Linked DNA regions of Homo sapiens: region 2 is linked to region 1. A link is an interaction called in ENCODE POLR2A ChIA-PET data of the cell type or tissue named here. Cell type or tissue: GM12878. All regions are shown on one strand. Each heading gives the region's core, and the rest is flanking DNA. Links, peaks and the distances in the headings are about the cores only. Region 1 overlaps RPRD1B (regulation of nuclear pre-mRNA domain containing 1B). Region 2 holds the start of GHRH (growth hormone releasing hormone).

The links. ChIA-PET counts read pairs that join two places held together with the same protein. Peaks named below come from ENCODE experiments on the same cell type or tissue, not always from the same donor. Only the 100,000 strongest peaks of a DNase experiment are listed, where the experiment ranks them.
Region 2: POLR2A ChIA-PET joins it to region 1 with 8 read pairs; 1 of 35 experiments calls an interaction of 5 or more read pairs at or near these places.

What each region holds. Positions count from the first base shown.
Region 1 is chr20:38,087,294-38,098,226 of GRCh38, reverse strand. RPRD1B (regulation of nuclear pre-mRNA domain containing 1B) reads right to left here. Exons shown (of 7, transcript NM_021215.4): 7 at 5,863-8,501. The coding sequence ends at 8,352. LOC124904897 (a long non-coding RNA gene) reads right to left here. Exons shown (of 4, transcript XR_007067578.1): 3 at 10,216-10,364; 4 at 9,807-10,118. Among named protein-coding and RNA genes, the nearest start is that of RPRD1B, 59 kb to the right of the region's middle. RefSeq lists silencers at 2,354-2,413, 5,026-5,320. In GM12878, for the core only: no CTCF peak of the experiment used is centred there; DNase peaks (open chromatin) are centred at 3,726, 5,746 and 6,266; H3K4me3 peaks cover 729 bases; H3K27ac peaks cover 3,566 bases.
Region 2 is chr20:37,260,154-37,271,086 of GRCh38, reverse strand. GHRH (growth hormone releasing hormone) reads left to right here and starts at 9,273. Exons shown (of 5, transcript NM_021081.6): 1 at 9,273-9,344. RefSeq lists enhancers at 533-602, 2,116-2,663, 2,664-3,210 and silencers at 5,632-5,681, 5,822-5,941. In GM12878, for the core only: no CTCF peak of the experiment used is centred there; a DNase peak (open chromatin) is centred at 5,816.

The DNA of each region.
Region 1 (10,933 bases), core at 3,536-8,535:
AATCATGTATCTGATTAAGGGTCTAGTATCCAGAATATTTAATGAATGTTTACAACTCAACAACAGAAAAGATAACTCAATTCAAAAATGGGCAGAGGACTTGAATAGACATTTCTCCAAAGAAGATATACAAATGGCCAACAAGCCATTTGGCCATGTTGTTATGGCCAACATGACAAGATGCTCAATGTCATTAGAAAAATGCAAATCAAAACCACCTCACACCACTTCATGCCTATTAGGATGGCTATTGTTACAGCTTCAATTGTGTTTCCCGCCGCCAGCCCCCCTGCAAAAAATATATATTGGAGTCCTAACCCCCAGCATCTGTAAATGTGACATTATTTGGAAATAGGGTCATTGCAGATTTAATCAAGATGAGGTTATTAAGGTAGGCCTTAATCCAATATGACTGGTGTCCTTAAAAGAAGGAAATTTGGACACAGAAACACAGGGAAGATGGCCATTTAGGAAGATAGAGGCAGAGGTTATAGTTACGTTGCCACAAGCCAAGAAACGCTTGGAGCTACCAGGAACTGAAAAAGGCAAAAAAAAAATCCTCTTCTGGAGGCTTCAGGGGAAGCGTGACCCTGAAAACACCTTGATTCTGGATTTCTAGTTTCCAGAACTGTGAGACAATATACTTGTTGTTTTAAACTACCCAGTCGGTGATATTTTTTTATGGAGCCCTCGGGCAGTAATACAGCTATAATTTTTTAAATGAAAAATAACAAGTTTTGGCAAGAGTAGTGGTTATTTTATTTTATTTTTTTAATTTTACATGTCAACTTGGCTGGGCCATGGAGCCCAGATATTTGGTCAAATGTTATTCTGGATGTTTCTGTGAAGATGTTTTTGGGATGAAATTAACATTTAACTTGTTGGATCTAGAGTAAAGCAAATTACCCTCCCTAACCTGAGTGGGCCTCGGCCAATTAGCTGAAGGCTTTAATAGAACAAAGATTGACCTCCCCCTAAGCAAGAAGGAATTTTGCCAGCAGATTGCCTTTGAACTGCAACTCTTCCCTAGGTCTCCAGCTGCCAGACTACCCCAGCAGATTTGGGATTTGCCAAACCTCCACAATTGTGTGAGCCAATTCCCTTAAAATAATTTTTTCCCTTTCTCTATGTATGTTTTTCTGGAGAACCCTGACTAATACAGTGAGGATGTGGAGAAACTGGAAGGCTCATACATTGTAGGTGGAAATGGAAAATGGTGCACCCACTCTGGAAAACCATTTGGTGGTTCCTCGGTAAGCTAAACGTAGAATTACCATGTGACCCAGCAATGGCACTCTTAGGTATATACCCAACAGAACTGAAAACAGGTGTTCAACCCAAAACTGGTATGTGAATGCTTTCAGCAGCCCAACTGGCTGTCGCGAAGAGGTAGAAACAACCCAACTGTGCACCAACTAATGGATAAATAAAATGTGGCATATCCATACAATAGAATATTACTCAACCATAACAAGGGATGAAATTCTGATATATGCTACAACATAGATGAACCAAGCCTAAAAACATTATGCTAAATGAAAGCGAGGCATAAAAGGTCATATATTGTATGATTCCATTTATATTAAATATACAAATAGGCAATTTCACAGGGAGAGAAAGCAGGTTAGTAGTTGCCAGGGCCTGGGAGTAGGGGATAATGGGAGTAACTGCTTAATGTGTACAGGGTTTCCTGTTGTGGGGATGAGAATGTTCTGGAACTAGATCATGGTGACGGCTGCACAACATCACAGATGTGCTAAATGCCACTGAATTGTACACTTTAAAATAGTTTTATATATATATATATATATATATTTTTTTTTTTTTTTTTTTTTTTTTTTTTGAGACAGAGTTTCACTCTTGTCACCCAGGCTGGAGTGCAGTGGCGCGATCTCGGGTCACTGCAACCTCTGTCTCCCAGGTTCAAGTGATTCTCCTGCCTCAGACTCCTGAGTAGCTGGGACTACAGGCACACACCACCACGCCTGGCTAATATTTTTGTTTTTTTTTTATTAGAGATGGGGTTTCACCATGTTGGCCAGGCTGGTCTTGAACTCCTGACCTCAGGTGATCCACCCTCCTCGGCCTCCCAAAGTGCTGGGATTACAGGTGTGAGCCATCGTGCCCGGCTAAAATAGTAAATTTATGTTATATGTATTTTACCACAATTTTGAAAAATATGTTCACATATACATAGGATTATGAATTCACAATTTAATGAACAAACTGAGGTTGTGAAAATGAACTTTTTAAGTAACAAAAATGGAAAGGGGAACCAAGAATTAAAGGTCCTAAAATGAATCATGTGTGTGTAACCACCATAGTACACAGGCAGGATTGGGGAACTGCAATCGCAAAGCAACTTTGTCTCCTATGTCCCTTGAAATCCAATTTGTGGGGCTAATGTATCCTGTAACTCTCAAAGAAAAACCCAGGCCTCCATAACTTCTCTAGTCATTTTTATTTAAAAAAATTCCTGTAGTCACACTTAAAGTGTAAAAACAGTCTCATTTCAGAGATGTAAATGTGCAAGCCCATGTTACAATCAAAATAGCCTATCATGTGAAGGTGACCTCTCTGGGTCTGCTGGGGGCGAGAGGCCAGCATCTGGGAAGGGAGGCCAGCATCCGGGAAGGGAGGCCTCCCTTGTTTACCGTTTCTGACCCTTCCAGGGACACAGCAGTGGGAGTGAAGCAGCAGCAAGAGACAGTCCTTAAGGTCTGGTGGTGGTGACTGGGCGCTGCTGGGCAAAAGTTTAACAAAGTTTAACAGCTTCCTTCCCCCATGGGCTCCTCAGATGCTCCTTGGAGTGGTTCCTCCCCTCCCTTCCCCCAGTCTCCCATCCTCATCTCCCATCACCTGGGGTCTCTTGGGGTGAGGGTTTCTCCCTGGCTCTTTGCTCTACTCCTTCCTCAGCACTGTGAGTCTGAAGTTCGCCTCCTTGAAACCCCGGGCCTCTTGCCCAGGCTCTATCACCCCAGGATGCAGGCCAGTTCTTCTACATGCATGCTCTGCCCTGACAAACTCTAGGAGTGGAGTCTGCACCCAGCCTCTCCCTTGCTTCGTCATCAAACACTTAGCCAGCACTGGCATCTCATCCTTCAGACTTTTCCAGGCAGGGGTCTGTTTAATCCACCAGATCAGGGACACATACTAAGCTCCATGGAGGCCCTTTCCCCTAATCTTGAGATAAAGTGTAGGTGGCACCCACTGCTCCCACTAGGGAGATGCCAAACACACCAATGGCCCTTTTCAAATAATTCTCATCCCAAATCCTCTTCCTTTACCTCTTAACTCCTGACTCTTTTCATACCCTTAAAGTGGGTGAGGGGGGTTGAGGATGACAGGTTTTTGACCACTCTGTTGTAAATGCTGCAGATGGTCTAGCCATGTGGTCTCTATTACTCCTTCCAGCAGACATCTATTTTAATCTTGTTACATGTGTTTATAAATACCTGCATTCATTATTTAACATAGTAACAGCCACCACTGAGTCCCTAATTTGTACCAAAGCACTAGGCCCTTTTTACAAACATCTCAGTTATTAACAAGTATGTTGGTAACTACTTTCTTTCCTAAGAATTTGTATAGTGAGTATTTTAAAATCTATGGAGTACATTATTCAGGTACTGAGTTTATTAAGATTCTCAGTAGGAAGAAATATTCTGAAAACCTAGTCACAGGACTTCAGAGGTTACGTAATCAACCCTACTCATTTCCTGTAAGAAGCAGCTGAGGTCCCCAAGGGCTGAGTGACTTGCCCAAGGTCATCATAGTGAGAGGAGATGAGAAGATATGAGTTTTCACTCATCACAGCTGCCTCTTATTCACAAAAAATACTAGATAAATGGCCTGCTAATTTTAATATTTATCAAACCAATGGTAGAAATGAATTTTTAATGCAAAATAACTATTTGAGTCTAAAAAAAGTGAACACACTGGGCTTTCAACACTACATAAAGCTGTATGAATCCCAACCTACTGTACAGGAGAATGGATTCTTAATTGAATCTGTGCCTCAGAGTGGAAGCATGATTTTTAAATGGAAAATCCTACAGAGGTAGCAGTGAGCGATGAGCTTTAGCCAGATGAATTATTCCAGGAGAAAGTAAAAGAGGAAACCATGCTAGCAAATGGCTTTTTCTTAAAGATCCCAAATAAACCAAATATGAATTTTGTGCAGTGAACTACTGTGTTTACTCCCATCTTCCCGGTCGTGGCACTGTCTCCTGTGCCCCGATCTTTAGACTATGGTCTCCAGGGTTTCCTATGTATACACAGCACAATGGTGATACTATTCATTTCTCTAACAAATAGTACTGCGTGCCCAGGATATACCATCCAGAGTTCTCAGACTTCAGTCCCATATGCTTCTTATGCAGCACAACAATCGTAGCTTTTAGGGCTCGCAGAAAACCTAGAGATAATTTAGTCCAATACTACATTTTGCAGGTAAGAAAGCTGAGGCTGGCTGTGGTGGCTCATGCCTACAATCCTAGCACTTTGGGAGGTCAAGGCGGGAGGATTGCTTGAGCCCAAGAATTCGAGACAAGCCTAGACAACATAGTGAGTCCCTATCTCTAAAAAAAGTCAAGAAAAGAAAAAAATTGGCCAGGCGTGGGTAGATGCCTGTAGTCCTAGCTCCTTGAGAGGCTGAGATAGGAGGATAGCTTGAGACGAGGAGATTGAGGCTGCAGTGAGCTAAGGTTGCACCAGCCTGGGCAAGAGTTAGATCCTGTCTCAAAAAGAAAAAAAAAAAAAAAAAAAAAAAAAAGAAAGAAAAAACTGAGGCCCAGAGAGGAAAATACCTTGCCCAGGAAGGTGACACAGAGAGTTAATGGCTCTAGTCACAAAGGATAAGCATTTTGACAGATTCATGGACTCTTGGGTAGCTCCATCTTCAGCTCTGAAGACCTCAAAGTCATTTTGTAGCCTGAAGTGCTAATTAAACCAGAAGAATCATGGACTTACTATTTATAGGGAGGAGTGAAGAAATTAGACCATGAAATCTGGGGACACAGAAGGAGATCTTGTCTCTTGAGATTCACATGTAACATCCAACTTTCATATTTTAACAGAACTTGGGTAATGCAGTCTCAATTTTCCTAATACTGGACTTATCTGGGTTGCAGTCTTGATGAACCACACCTACTACAGAGGTTTTTGCACCATAAGATAACCCCACTTCTTCTGGCAGATGCTGCCATTACCCAGTGGACAGGTTTATGATCCTTCCAAACATATCACTTGCTTCAAAAGGACCTAATTCAAAATCATTTTTGTTATTTTGAGAGCTTTAACCAGCAATACACAGTCAATATGCTTTCACTCCATGTACAAGTGAAAAGGACAAAGCAAAGCCATGACTGTTTTTAAGAGACATACCACTTGGGTTCGCAATTATCTCACATTTTTCGTCTTTTTACTGTTCAGCGTGGCTTTCCGTGTACTGCCAAAATCAAATCGCTCTCAGGAGGCCTACTGGTGTGAACAAAGGCGCTAAAATCAAAGAACTTCCAAGTTTTAATCTGTCAGAGATTGGCTGTGAAGTATGGGGGAAGAGTCATTTAATCTCTCTCCATCAGTTCCCACTTCTGTACAATGAGGGTAAAACTATGGCGGCACCTCTCATGGGTACTGTGTGGACTGCCTAATTAAAGCTAATTAAGCCCCTGGAAAGAACCAGAAAATACTACGTAAATGCTGAGTATTTATGTGCCGCTAACAGACACAAAAACTCCCAAGGGACAAGATTCTGTGCCGACAGCACATTCTCTATTGGTGATTACTAATCACCCACTGCTTACAAAGAAAGGCACTGTTTTCAGTAACAGGGTAGTTTAAAAAAAAAATCACACAATGTTGTTCAACAACACCATCTTTATTCAAAAATATATATCTATGAGACATTTCAGAATATACTGCTGCCGCCAACGACAGCCTATACTTCTAAATAGTCCTAAATTAATATACAAATTTAAGCTTTGAAAATATTCTTTAAGAAAAACAAACAAACAAAAACAAGGGAAGATTGAAGACTTTCTGAGGAATATGACCTAAAGGAAAGGTCCTTTGAGGCCTACAGATGCCCTAAGAAAGAAAAAACACAAAAACAAAAACCACCCACCCCACCCACCAAGTCACCTCATACATACAAGGAGGAAAGTTCATTTAAATTAAACAAATGAAGTAAGCACACTTTGGGAGGATGTGGACAGCAGAATTAAGATTTAAAAAACGAAAGCATTTCATCAAAACAAAAAACTAACTTCCTCACAGGAAGTCCACTAGTAACAGGTATTAAGAGGCCAACACATTCATTTACATAATTGCTACAGTTTCATTTCTTAACTTTTGCTGTAATAATTATGCACCAATTGCTGGTCAGAGACTCAGTTGGATAAAACAGAGCAGTGGGCTAAATCCATTCTGCTATATTTTCATCTAGTTGATCAGAGCAAATATCTACGATCCTCTTTTGGCTGGATTGTGGCTGCTCAGATCGCACTTCCTTGGTGAAAGCATAGAGTGTCCCAGATGGGCCTGCTCCAAAACACGCTCATCTAGAAAGCAGCACACCACGGGGGGTGGGGGAGAGGTTGGGGAGTGCAGCAGCAGCAAAGATTACAATTTATCTTGCAATTTTAGTGATGTCACCTATGGCCTCTGGAAGAAAAACCTTATAGACTCATTAATTTAACAGTGACAGAACGACAGGCAGTGTCCATAAGCAAACAACACACAGTCTGAATTCAAATCTGAATAACAGCTCAAACACTACTAGGTTCTACACAGAGTTAAACTGAGTATCTGCTATGACTTTTCATTGTTCTCACTTCATGACAAGCAGGAGAGCTTCTGGAAGGGAAGCCCGTTATGCTTTATAAACATAGGTTATGTTTCAATGTGTTTAACATGTAAAATTACATGTAATTTTTGGTGATCCTGGAAGTAGCAACACAAATTAATGGAGATTACAAAGCCCCCTCCACTGAATTCCTTTTTATATAGTTTGGGTTTCAGCCTCTGGTCTATAACTCCTATTACACTACTGGGGCAAATCGCTTTCTGCCCTTTCCAATGTCAAAAATAAGCCTGCCAAATTAGAATGATTTACAATTGGCAGGCTGAACCTTTACTATAAGCAAGATAAAAATTGTCTCTAACTACATTATATAGTCATAATGTCAGCTGACATGATAATAGAATTAAAACCCCCAATTAATATCCCCAACTCCCCGCTTCCCCTGCCCGAGACGAGCTATTCAATAACATCTGACGCAAGTACTCCCCGTCGTGTGGGGACAAGGACCTGTGCAGTGGCGTGACATGACAGACGGACCTGCTCAGCGTCCTATTTGCAGTGATGTTCGAGTTTAGCCACCGTACTGTGGACATGCACCCAGACAGCGGATTAAACGTTAGTGTGTACCCTACTCCCAGAAGAAAGGGTCCAAGAAACACCCACACAGATCCCAAATGCAGCACACCTGTGTGTGGGGCCTTCATCTTTTGGAGCCCACCAATGCCTGCCATCCCTAACAACTGCCTTCGCACCCACCAGGGATCAAGGCATTCTGTTTTTCGGAACGTGCTCCGACAGTGGAGAAGTGCAGCATGGGAAGGTTGTATCTAGGAACTTGAAGCAAATAAATTCCTTTTAATTCATGCTTGTGATCCCTGTTATTCTGTCTCTGAACTGTGCCTTTATGCTCCAGATTAGCTTTGAATCTTATTGCTAGATTCTCCAATCTGTTTACAAAATAAATGCACCTAATCTTCGTGCATCACTAGGAGAAGCAATGGAAAGGGAGGATCAGAGATTTGGCAAACTCTTTATGGCAACGCTACGACAGCTGTGCCTACAACCTTTTGGGGCAGATGCAGCTGGGAAAGCCAACGTCTCCAGGACAAGTGCCTTAGTGGAAGCCCACACCGAACTTGAACAAGCCCAGCCCAGAAAGGAGAAGCTGCTTTCATGATAAAATGCTGTCATGAGGGACAAGATTCTTTCGAAAGCTTCCAGAAGTACACATGATTTTCATAACTTCTTAGGTATAAGGAGACAGTTAAGAATGGAAAACCAACAGGGGGGCATGAAAATATGAAGTGGGAGAAAAAGTCTGTAGTCTTTGCAAATATGAATATAAACCAGATTCCAGTCGCCACTGTTCTGAACTGTGCTCAAGATGAGAGGCTGAAGAGGAGAATCAGAGTCTGAGGTTCTTTCTTGAGGCTGGGGGGCTGGGCGGAAGAAGGGATAGAACCAGGGGCTAGAAGGTTATTTCCAACCATGACTTGCCCTCTTCTTTCTGCTGGTACAAACAGAAATCTGGGACATGACACCCATCCTAGTCAGTTGAAAACAGGTCCCCAGCAGAGGGCAGGGGGGCTAAGCCCCCTGTGACGTTGGGCAGCAGTGAGAGGTCTGGCAAGCTCTGAATATGGGATTTCAGTTCCTTGCGGACCTGGGTTACTCGTGCAAGCTTCTGTTTGTATTCCTAAGGAGATAAAGAGAAGACAATACCGTTAAGTCTGTGCGTGCCGAGGGCATGGGTGCTGCTGGAGCCGGGCAGCTACTCTCGTCCTCGTGTTCTTCCTTGTCCCCACCAGCCTGCCCACCCTGTTCAGCTATATCACAAAGCTAGGGCTTCAAATGCTCAAAAGGCAAAACTTTCTATCAAAAAAGGAACGCAGAGTGCCATATTGGCAACAGTGAATTAAATGGTATTCAATTTAGGGCTTGAGATTTGGAAGTAGAAAGAAATAACACTTGGTATTTGCATTCTCTTTTTGTTGGTTCTCAAAAGTTTCAAAATGCTTTATAAAATAAAACAGACACCTGAGCCTCACAATTTCTTTGCGGACTCCACCTAGATATGGCAAGAAAAAAAACACTGAAGTTATACTTCCTATGTTAAAGCTTGGAGATTAACCTAAATTTATCATGTTTTGCAAACAAGCACTATAGAAGCTCAAAATACCCCACTGCTACTCCCTGTGACCAGGGCCTCCTCATTCCATAACTGAGTCACTGCAGTAAGTCCCTGGTTAGGCCTCCTGACCCCTAGGGCTCCTAAAATGCCACCAGACTTCTCTCCCAAAAGCCCAGCTTTCATGAAACCACTCCCTTGAGAAAGTGAGGCACGGCACCCCACTAGCTCCATGATCTGGTCCTTCAGAGCAGAGTTCAAGGTCTTACAAAATCAGCCCCTGCCTCACAACCTCCTAACCCTCTTTGTCTGTGTGGACCATTTTTTCAGGATTCCCCGCAAGCCTGGAGGGGGTCTCTCTCTTCTCCTAGCCCTAGCAAAGCCTGGCCTCCACTCCTCTGCTCCTTGGACTATCTGGACTCCACCTCTCTAGGAAAATCCTTGCTCTGCATCCAGGAGACGACTCCGCATCTCCTCCTGCTCCAGAGCTCTCCCTCACACAGGGTGTGTACCTGAGCCCCTAGCAAGCTGCTCTATGCTCTCTCCATACATGTGAGACTTCTATGTTCCTCTAGAATATGAATCCCCTAATGATAGGAATGGGGCATATTTTTTTTCTTTCCTCAGCTCCCGGAAAAAGGTACTCTTGATAAATCTGCCAAGATATATAGAAAACAACCCTAGGCCATGTGAAGTCTGGGGCTGTTGGCCCCCTTGGGGCTTAGTTTTTGTCCTCTCAGTGTCTCTGCAAGGGTAAGTAGGTCCCTGACGCTGGGCCCCTGCTGACTTAGAAAGCCCTTCCTGCAGGAATGTAACAAGAAGCCCTGGGCTGAGATGCAGAGACCTAGGCTTGGTCCTGGTTCTGCCTCTAACCTGCTGTGTGACCGTGGATGTGTTCCCTTCTTCCATATCTGAAAGTGAGGGAACTGGACCATAACACTTCTTTTCAAGTTCTAAATTCCTTGATACCAGATCCCTGATGCACACCTGAAGAGGCAGAAAGTAGAAGCTAGAGAATGTCTGGGAAGAATAATGAGGCAGGAAAAAGGTCAAATGGAGAATACTTAGTTCAAGTTGTAAAGACAAAAGTCCAAGCAAGGAGTGAGAGGAGGGAACCAGGCATATCCTCTCCCCATTACTGCAGGCAATCAGTCTCCCACCCGCAATGAGAGCTCCTCACACAGTCTACAAAGGAAGAGAAAAGGGTAGAGAGTGAGCTCTCCTAGCAGCCCATTTCTTTTCTTTGTAAACTTACCACAACTAAAATTAAACAATGACTTACGTAAATGATTAGCAATGACTCCCACATTTAACTAGTAAGCTCCTGGAGGCCAGGACCAGACCCATCTGCTTCCCCCAGCATCCACCAGGCTCCGCAGTGTCCAGCAAACAGTAGGCACCCAGCACATGTGCCGAATGAATGAGCCATATCTAAAACATAACATCAGGTAAAAGCATACCACATGAAGTAGCTCCTGAGACTCAGACTTTGGTTAACAGTCACCTTTCACGTTCCTGAAGTTGAAAACTATTTTCAAATTTGAGGATCTGAACCCCCTTTCTCCCACAAGTACTTTTCTTCTTTGGCTGTTTATACTTCAAGGGAAATTAATATAAAGGATGAAGGCAACTAATTCTCTATTTCTGGACACGGATTCATCTAATAAACTTCTCCTGAATGGAAGGTATAAAAAGGGTAAAATAACAAAACAACTACAGAACACGGACTTCCTGCCCCCTGCCTGAATTCTCTGACCAAAGCTGACAAATCAAAGCCACCTCGACTCAGAACCAACCACTCTTGGCAACTAGGGAGCCCTTCAGTTGAAGGAGTCCCTCAAGAACAATTTGAAAACCACCAAGTCTCTAGAAGCTGAGCTGGGATCAGAATCCAAGACTCCTTACTCTTGGGTTATCATCAGACCAACGTGGCAAGTTCATTGAAGTTAAAATGGAAGGCACTTTGCTCTAATTAGACACCACCTTAAGTTCAACTAACT
Region 2 (10,933 bases), core at 3,634-8,633, 830 kb after region 1:
CTGGGGCTGACCCCAGGGGGACAGGAGCTAGGCAGGGAGCCAGGTCTCACTCAGCCATGGATTCCAGGTTCTGGGCCTTAGAAGAGGTTCCAGCTTCAACAGGGCCCAGCCACTGGGGAGTCAGGAGCTGGGGGCCTGGGTGTGGAGGCTGCTCTTCCTTCTGCTCTGTGGCCTGGGTGTTCAGGGACTAAACCAGGCAGGGTGGGAAAGGCCCAGAGAGTGGGAGCTCCAGACCCTAGAGGGAAACCCCAATGACTCTGCTTCTAGTCTGGAGTGAGGGCCGTTTGGCCCTGACTCAAACCTGAGTTTGCTGCAGTCGAGGCTATTAGGGTTCCTTTAACTGCACTGTAACCACAGAGGGGAAGTAAGACCGTGAGATAACCTGGCTCTGACATGGGAAGTAGAAACTGGAAGCTGAAGTCCCAAGCAGGCCTTGACTTTTGCCTGTGGACACTCAAATCATGGGAATTCTTCTCACTGTGTCTGCAGGTCCTGTTGTCACTAAGATCCCCCAACTCAGAGATTCCAAGCGAGGGCGGTCCTCCCTGTAGACACCCCCTCCTTGCTGGTCTGAGCTCTTCTTGCCTGATGAGCCAGGCTGAGGGAGACTCTGTAGGATGCACTTCCTTTTTTTTTTTTTTTTGAGACAGAGTCTTGCTCTGTTGTCCTAACTGGAGTGCAGTGGCATGATCTCGGCTTACTGCAAACTCCGCCTCCCAAGTTCAAGTGATTCTTCTGCTTTAGCCTCCCACGTAGCTGGGATTACAGGCGCATGCCACCAAGCTCAGCTAATTTTTGTATTTTTCGTAGAGATGGGGTTTCACCATGTCGCCGAGGTCGGTCTTGAACTCCTGGCCTCAAGTGATCCACCCACCTCAACCTCCCAAAGTGCTGGTATTATAGGCATGAGCCATTGCGCCTGGCCAGATGCCCTTTCTCCTGTGGGCTTTCTCCTGAGATCCTGGGGCAGGGCTGGGCTTGGGGCAGGGCTGGGCTTGGGGATCACACAGTCTTCCCTATCTGGAAACATAGCTGAGAACCCAGGGCAGCAACGGTCAGGGAAAGATGGGAGGAGGCGCAGGTTGAGTGGCCGATGAAAAGGTGGCATGACAAACTTGACCTGACCCTTTCGTAGTCCTGGGATTTCACAGCGAACAAAGCCCCACAGGCGGGGCCTCTGGCATTTGGTAGCAAAACCTGACAACTCCAATGACTGGGGAACAGCGACATCTCCCGGCTGTCTGAGGCCATGGCCCTCCTACCTGATCAGAATCCCGGGCATTTAGACACCAGGGTGCCTAATGCCTTTAGAATCCTCACAGATTTTAGCCTTTGATTCAATTGGTCCAGAGTGGAGCCTGACATTCTGCATTCCTAACAAGCCCCCAGGTGCTGTCAATACTGCTGGTCTATGGACCACACTTTGATTAGAAAGCTTTAGAGGGCTCAAAGATTTGGTCCCAGGCATCCCAAGGGTCTCAGGAAAGGAGACAATTTTCTGCATATAAAATTATAAAATCACTCAACCACAGGCAAGGCCAGGGAGGGAGGATGCTTCTTGAAGAGATGGCCTCCAAGGGGGCTTTTGAAGTATGGTCATATCTTCACCAGGGAAAGGTTACCCGAGGATCAGCTGGGGACAGCCTCCTATGCAGCAGGCGTGGCACCTGCACCAAGTCTACCAACTCAAAAAACAACCTGGTTAGTGTGCCTAATTGACTTGTGGCAGGCCCAAAGATTCCAAGCAAGGTGAATGTTTAAAATACTCATGGGCCAGGTGCAGTGGCTCACGCCTGTAATCCCAGCGCTTTGGGAGGCCGAGGCAGGCAAATCACTTGAGGTCAGGAGTTCAAGACCAGCCTGGCCAACATGGTGAAACCCTGTCTCTACTAAAAATACAAAAATTAGCTGGGCATGGTGGCTTGTGCCCATAGTCTCAGCTACTTGGGAGGCTGAGGCAGGATAATTGCTTGAACCTGGAAGGCGGAGGTTACAGTGGGCAGAGATCGCGCCACTGCACTCCAGCCTGGGTGACAGAACGAGACTGTCTTAAAAAAAAAAAAAATTAGTGCCGGGTGCGGTGGCTCACGCCTGTAATCCCAGCACTTTGGGAGGCTGAGGTGGGTGGATCACCTGAGGTTGGGAGTTCGAGACCAGCCTGGCCAACATGGTGAAATCCCATCTCTACTAAAAACACAAAATTAGTCTGGCATGGTGGTGCACGCCTGCAATCCCAGCTACTGGGGAGGCTGAGGCAGGAGAATCGCTTGAACTCGGGAGGTGGAGGTTGCTGTGAGCTGAGATCATGCCATTGCACTCCAGCCTGGGCAACAAGAGCTAAACTCCATCTCAAAAGAAAAAAAAAATTAAAATACTCGTGGGAGTAACATTTCCAAGGAACCCAGAGTTGCTTCATTGATTTGCTAAGTACAATCAACCTCATCTCTTCATTAAAAGAGCTCTTCTAATGACTTTCCCAGATGCAGACTTTTTGAGAAAGAAATGAAGCTCTGAGCTGCCATCCAATCACAGGCCCTTCTGTTTGGGTAGGACCCTGTGAAGCAGGGGAAAGGACCACATCATCTCCATTTTACAGAAGAGGAAACTGACACTCAGGGAGGTTAAGTGACTTTGCCTGAAGCCACCTAGCAAGCCCACACCACTTAAACCTGGTCTCCTCTGACACAGTACCCTGGAGCACTCAGACACCTGCTGCTGCTGATGCCACAAAAACAGGCCTAGAAGGGCAAGTGGGGAGGGTCAAGAGAATCTGGGAGTCTGGGGTCCAGGCCTCTGGATCCTTGCACAGTGGCCTTGGACTGGGAACACTGCCATCAACCAGGGAGGGGGATGAAAGCAGCTTTTACAAAGCAGGGTCTGAGGTCCTCAGACAGGCCCCCTTTGTGGACTTCCTTTCCCTCCCCACCCCCATGCCGGCTGCCAGTAGCATCGCCCTCATTGAATGGCTGGCTTGCACACACTGGAAATTTGCAACACAAATGCACGGCTTGTCTCCCTCTCCACAGAGCCTCACTGCCCCAGCCTTTTGGGGCCTTTTAAAGTCTGCCTTTCTCTGGGGTACTTTCTTTCTTCAGCTCAAGCCCCCAGCCCTAGATGCAGCCACAATCACTAATTAACGCTGGGTTAAAACACGTCCTGGGAAAGTGAGCTGGGCGGCCACCGAGGCGTTCTCATCATCACTCAGAGGACAAGGACAAGGCGGCGGTGGGAATCGGTGGAAGGGGCTGGGTTTTCATTCTCCGGGTTCTTTCTGGCTCCCCATCCTCCCCCACCCCCCGCCCCACTATGCTCTTTCTCAGTGGGTTTGAGAATTTACTGCAAATAAAGCCTGTCACCAAGATGGCTCCCAGCCCTCCCCGCCACCAGGCTGCCACCAAGCAGCCCGTTTTTTCAGAGCTCAGCTCTGAAAAACTACAATAACTGCTACCATTTGCCAAGACACTTACATATCAGACACCAACATGCATATTTCTTTTTCTTTCTTTCTTTTTGTGGAGACGGGGGTCTCACTGTGTTGCCCAAGCTGGTCTCGAACTCCTGGGCTCAAGCAACCTGCCTGCCTCTGCCTCCAAGTGTTGGGATTACAGGTGTGAGCCACCGCATCCGGCCAAGCATATTTCTGGTTCTCACAACAACCTGGAGTGGTAGTTCTTATCACCTCCATTGTACAGATGTAGTAACTGAGGCTCAGAGAGATTAAGGGATTGACCTTGCCTAGAATCTCACATGGGGCAAATGGCAGAGTTGGTTTCAAATCCAAATCCATTTGCTCCCATTTTAAGCTTCTCCCTACTCCTGTCTGACGATGAACTCCTGGGTTTACATGACTTCTCCCTTCTCTCGATTCTTGGAACATTTATACTGATACTGTGTCCCTCTCTGCATTTATACTGATACTGTGTCCCTCTCTGGATCTACCTGCCCAGGGTAATGACTCAGCTTCCTCCTGTAGCTCTTTGAAGACAAGCACTGTGTCCAAACACTCTGCGTTCCTCATAGCACCCAGAAGATGCTATGCAGAGGGGAGAGAGCCACCCCACTCCCCTAACTGCAGAAAAGGGACTAAGCCCCTCGGAGATGGACAGCTAATCCAGCAAGCTCTACGTGGGCCTAATTAGTTGCTTAAGAGGGGTTTGTGGGATGAGGAAATAAATGCTCATTTAAGAAATTCGGGGGCAGACCCCCATCGCTGCTGGGGGGAAAGTCAATGGTACAGCCATTGTGGAAAAGACTGGCAGTTTCTTAAAAAGCTAAACCCTCATTATATGACCCAGTGATTCCCCTCCTAGGTACCCACCCAAGATTAATGAAAACATGTTCACACAAGGTCTCCTACTGAAATATTCATAGCAGTTCAGGCAGGGTGACTCACACCTGTAATCTCAACACTTTGGGAGGCCGAGGTGGGAGGATCACTTGAACCCAAGAGTTTGATAGAGAGAGACCCTGGGCAATATAGAGAGACCCCATTGCTACAAAAAAATTTTTTTTAATTAGCTGGGCGCAGCGGATCACGCCTGTGGTCCCAGCTACTCAGGAGGCTGAGGTGGGAGGATCACTTGAGCACAGGAAGTCAAAGCTGCAGCGAGCTGAGATTGTGCCACTGCACTCCAGCCTATGTGACAGCAAGACCCTGTCTCAAAAAAAAAAAAAGTTCGTAGCAGCATAATTCATACTAGCCCCAAACTGGAATCAACCCAAATGTCCATCAAGGTGAATGGGTAAACAAACAGTCATACATCCATACAATGGAATAAAAAGGAACAAACTATTAATACCTGGATCAACATGGATGAAGGTCAAACATTATGCTGAGTGAAAGAAGCCTGACACCAAAAAGTGCGTATTTTATTTGATTTATTATGATTTACTCATCATATAAAAGATTCCATTTATAGGAATTTCCTAGCAAAGGAAAAACTGTAAGACAGCAGATTAGGGGTTGCCTAGGGCAGGGGGCAAGAGTGGAGACTGAGAGCAAATGGGCTAGAGGGAATTTTTGGAGGGACAGAAGCATTCCAAAACAGGATTGTGGCAATGGTGGCACCACCGTATAAATGTATGAAAGCTCATGGAGCCATAGACTTAAAACCAGTGAGCTTTATGATATGTTAACTCTTTTTTGTTTGTTTATTTGTTTTTTAGATGGAGTCTCCCTCTGTCGCCCAAGATGGAGCACAGTGGCGCGATCTTGGCTCCCTGCAACCTCCACCTCCCTGGTTCAAGCAATTCCCCTGCCTCAGCCTCCCGAGTAGCTGGGATTACAGGCGCATGCCACCACGCCCGCCTAATTTTTTTGTATTTTTAGTAGAGACAGGGTCTCACCATGTTGGCCAGATTGGTCTCGAACTCCTGACCTCAGGCAATCCGCCTGCCTCGGCCTCCCAAAGTGCTGAGATTACAGGTGTAAGCCACCACGCCCGGCCAAACTGTTGAAGTTCTTTTTAAAAAAAAAAAAAAAAAAATTAGAACTGGTAGGCCCAGGAAGGGCCTTAGTGTGGGGCAAACAAATTGGAAATCAGAAAACTTTTTTTTCCTTTTTTTTTCAATAGAGACAAGGTGTCACTCCATTGCCCAGGCTGGAGTACGGAAGCACGAACATAGCTCACTGCAGCCTCTAACTCCTGGGCTCAAGTGATCCTCCTGCCTCAGCCTCCTGAGTAGCTGGGGCTGTAAGGAAGTCAGAAAACATGTTTGAGTCATAGCTCTTCCAGCTACTGACTAGCTCTGTGGCTGTGGCTGAGCACGTAACCTTTCATGCCTGTTTCCTCATTTACCGCAATGACAAGAACAGCAATTATCAAAGCTAAATTGTGAGCTCTGCCCTATGCCAGGTCTGCCCTTTATGCAATGTCACAATAATTCTCACCCAAGAGCCTCATAAGTTGAGCTCTATCACTCCCATTTTACAAATAAGAAAACTGAGATAGGGCGTGAAGTCTGTAGCACAATGCCTGGCACAGAGTTTCAACCGAGGCTGGATTCTGAGCCCCATGGCTTCTCCGGCCAACTCCATGTAACCTGCATCTGTGCCCTGGACCAGCGTCCACTCTGGGTGCCCAGCTCTGCATGGTCCCCACTTTGCATTTCCAGGAGTTACCCCACACTTCCTGACTGTGCGAGAGCCCATAGCCCTGGGGCTCCCAACTGCTTCGTCTGCTCCCTGCTGCTGTGACCTGCACTTTTTTTTTTTAAATAATATTTGAGTTCTGGCCAGGACAACATAGTGAGATCTCATCTCTACTAAAAATAAACAAAATTAGCTGGGCATGGTGGCGTGCAACTGCAGTCCCAGCTACTCAGGAGGCTGAGGTTGGGGACTGCTTGAGCCTAGGAGGTCAAGGCTGCAGTGAGCTGAGATCTCACCACTACACTCTAGCCTGAGCGAGACCCTGTCTCCAAAAAATTAAGTAAATAAAATAATAATAATAATAATTAATTTAAAGCTATCAACCCATTTATTTTTATTTTTATTTTTATTTATTTATTTATTTTATTTATTTTTTTGAGACGGAGTCTCACTCTGTCACCCAGGCTGGAGTGCAGTGGCACCATCTTGGTTCACTGCAAGCTCCGCCTCCTGGGTCCTGAGCCATTCTTCTGCCTCAGCCTCCCGAGTAGCTGGGACCACAGGCACCCACCACCACGCCCGGCTAATTTTTTGTATTTTTAATAGAGACGGGATTTCACCATGTTAGCCAGAATGATCTCGATCTCCTGACCTCGTGAGCCGCCCGCCTCAGCCTCCCAAGGTGCTGGGATTACAGACGTGAACCACCACGCCCTGTTTTTATTTATTTTTTTTTTTGAGACAGAGTCTCACTCTGTTGTTCAAGCTGAAGTGCAGCGGCGCCATCTCGGCTCACACCAACCTCTGCCTCTGGGGCTTAAGCTATTCTTGTGCCTCAGCCTCCCCAGTAGCTGGGATTACAGGCACATGCCACTACACCCAGCTAATTTTTTTGTATTTTAGTAGAGACGGGGTTTCACCATGTTGCCCAGAGTGGTCACGAACTCCTGAGCTCAGGCAGTCCGCCTGCCTCGGCCTCCCAAAGTGCTGGGGTTACAGGCATGAGCCACCGCACCTGGCCACTATCAGCCCATTCTTAATCCTTGGGGATCTGGCCTGACCTGACCACTTCGTATCCTGGCCAGCAAGGTGACATACCACTCAAGCCTTGCTTCTATGAGAAACATCTCATATTTGCTAGATGCCAAGAACATGGCTCAGTGCAGGCTAAGAAGGAGAACCACAAAATAGTGTTGCTAAGGGGACTCTTGGAAATTACTGGCTTGTAATTGTGACCCATCGAGGTACCTCAGGGATAGGCAAGGGGGTCTCCACTTCCCCCTCTTCAACCAGAGTAGCCCCATATTAAAAACCTGTCTCTGTAGGTTTCCAAAGAAAGAGTTTTGCTACTTTTTAAAAAATGTTTGGGCTGGGTGTGGTGGCTCACACCTGTCATCCCAGTGCTTTGGGAGGCAGAAGCACGTGGATCACCTGAGGTCAGAAGTTTGAGACCAACCTGGCCAACATGGTGAAATCCCATCTCTACTAAAATACAAAACTTAGCCAGGCGTGGTGGTACGCACCTGTAATCCCAGCTACTCTGGAGGCTAAGGCAGGAGAATCATTTGAACCCGGGAGGTGGAGGTTGCAATGAGTCGAGATTATGCCACTGCACTCCAACCTGGGTGGCAAAGATAGGATCCCTCTCAAAAAAATAGTTTGAAAGTTGCTGTTCTATGTCAACTCTCAAGTTTCCAGGTAGAAACTGAGGCCCGGAGGGTAGAAGTTTTTTTTCTTTTTTTGAGACAGAGTCTCGCTCTGTCGCCCAGGCTGGAGTGCAGTGGCACGATCTCGGCTCACTGCAACCTCCACCTCCCGGGTTCAAGCAATTCTCCTGCCTCAGCCTCCTGAGTAGCTGGGATTACAGGTGCCCACTACCACACCCAGCTAATTTTTGTATTTTTAGTAGAGACGGGGTTTCACCATGTTGGTCAGGCTGGTCTCGAACCCCTGACCTCATGATCCACCCGCCTCAGCCTCCCAAAGTGCTGGGATTACAGGTGTGAGCCACTGCACCCAGCCAGGTAGAAGTAACTTCCTAAGGGTCACAGAGGTCATGATTGACAGGCTTGGGAGAGGCAGCAGGTCCCTAGACTCGAGGCTTGGAGCTCTTTCCACACCTCCACGACGGCCGCCTGGGAAACCAGAGCTTCTGCCTCCTGTGCTTTTATGTCATTCCTGAGGATTTCTTAGCTATAGGCTAGAGAAATCTGGAAACACAACAACTCTCCCAAGGTTTTCCATCTCTTCCCTCTCATTTCACACTTCTCTGAGGCAACTGCCAATGTCTGGCTGCCTTGACAGGTGACGACGGATGCCCCCAGGCTAGCTGTTGAAATCAGCCTGTGACCAAGCAGGTGTAAATCAAATAGTGCAGAATTCTGATAATTGGACGACAAGGGAGATAGGGAACAAATTCCCCACTAAGGAGAGAATAACGCTTATTCATAATGTTGTCTACCCAAAAGTGAAATAAAATTACACAGGGACAAAGCTAAATTATATGAACTTTTGAAAAGGCACATTTATCTTGGAGAATCAATAAACTCTTGGTGTTTCACTGTTATGAGTTCTCCAATTATTTTTAACACATATTTTTTCTTTTTTTAAAAAATATATATTTTGAGATAGAGTCGTGCTCTGTCACCCAGGCTGGAGTGCCATAGCGTGGTCTTGGCTCACTGCAACCTCCGCCTCCCAGGCTCAGGTGACACTCTTGCCTCAGCCACCTGAGTAGCTGGGACTATACCCATGTGCCAACATGCCCAGCTAATTTTTAATTTTTTTCTAGAGACAGGGTCTCATTATGTTGCCCAGGTTGGTCTCAAACTTCTGAGCTCAGGCAATCCACCCGCCTCAGCCTCCCAAAGTGCTAGGATGGCAGGTGTGAGCCACCGCGCCCAGCCGAGTTCTCCAATCACTATTATAGCAGTATATATTCTCTATATCCTCTTGGAATAATGTTACACCTTTGTACTATGTCCACTGTGCCAAAGATAAAAGGAGACTTTACCAGGAGTCTAAGTCTGCAAGGGGCCAAACCTCTTTCACCAACAGGGTTTGTCAGTGTGATATGATGCTAAAAACAGTCCTTTGGTTGACTTGTGGGTAATTGATTCTCTGACGCTGACAACGCTTAGGAAAATGAAGAGATAAATGATGGGAACGCCAGGCGGCTGCCAGAGCAAACACCCAGCCCAGGGCCCCTGGATTTGAGCAGTGCCTCGGAGCAGAGGGATATCTGCCGCATCAGGTGAGAGGGGTGGCCCTGGGGGGGCTAGGCTGGGTGGGGGTAAGAAAAGTTAACCTTCTCACCAACTTAGAAACACTGAGTCCAAGAGGCCCACCGCCATCCTCTTTGCCCATGGACTGGTGAGTACATTTGAGCCCCTCTCTGGATAAAATCACCCCTCAATAGGGGCTCTGGAATAGGCTTTTGATGGTGCTGTTTGGGGCTTGTCTTAACTTGGGCGCGTGGCGGACTGGCTCCAGGTGTCTGTCGCAGGTGGTGAGGTCTCAGTGCTCCTTCGAGGATGCGTGGGCAGGCTTCGGGGGCAAACGTGAGTTGGCTCGATTTTCCTGTCAGCGATGGGATTCTGCCATGGATCAGAGATGAGCCAAGTGGCTGTGCAAATCAATACTGCTCATTGATCACTCAGAACTGATTCAATGTAATTGCCGGGAAATTGATAACATTTTGCTTTCTTGCTCAATTGCAGCCACACTCTTTACTCCAGGTTTTAGACACAATTATCTGCCTTTGGAGTCCTCCGCTACCCCACGCCTGTCTCCTGATCCTTGCTTTAATGGTCCTGAAGTATTTGTGTCTTTCACCATAGACTGCCTCAAACCCCTTCTGGAAGGAGGTGGAGTGTCACTCTTTTGAATGACAGTTCAAGATGCTTCCTCATTAAAAACTTAGATTTCTTTTAACTTGGAATGCTGTCACTGAAACAGTTTATAAACCAGATCAGGAAGTCTATGCTTTGGGGTGCTCAAATTTCAAAGGGGGATATTCAAGGAAGGTTAAAGATGTTCTTTCCCTGGGTTTTCAAAAATGGCCTTGCGAATTTGGGTGCTTGAGACCTGACCTCTGTCAGCTGCAGGTGAATCTGCAGAATTCTCCTGGCATTCCTGGCATGAAAGCTGGCAAAAGGTGCCAACGGATGTAGATCAAGTGCCCGTTTATCCTGAATCCAGGCAATCTCAAGTACATCTAATCCCAGAATCAGTAAGCACTGCAGGAAGCTAACCGATGATCATAATGATAGATTATAAACTCTGGAGTGCCTTCAGTCATCAGGGTTGCCAGCAATGCTGTTGGGCTCGGCTACACTTCATTCAGTGAATTTTGACTCCTTAAGTTGTCATGTGGAATGTGTCTGTTGACAGCTATTTTATTTTATTCTTTGAGATGGGGTCTTGCTCTGACATTTAGGCTACTGTGCAGTGGCACTATCATGGATCACTGCAGCCTTAACCTCCCGGGCTCAAGCAATCCTCCCACATCAGCCTCCAGAGTAGCTGGGACTACAGGCATGCGCCACCATGCCTAGATAAGTTTTTTTTTGTTTTGTTTTGTGTGTTTTTTTTTTTGTAGAGATGGGGTCTCGCCATGTTGCTCAGGCTGGAGCTATTTTATCCTTAGTGACATAACCTCTATTCTTCTTATCTTACCCTACACTGGATAATTCTTGTTTCCCATTTTCATCCAGTGGGATCTGCAAACCCATGGATTCGGTTCTCATAGCTCAGAGGTTGCTGTGGGGTCTTGACCTATGCCTGGGGCACAGGATTTGTGGCAAATGTTGAGCCTCTTGGTTAACTTGTGCAGTTGCTGAG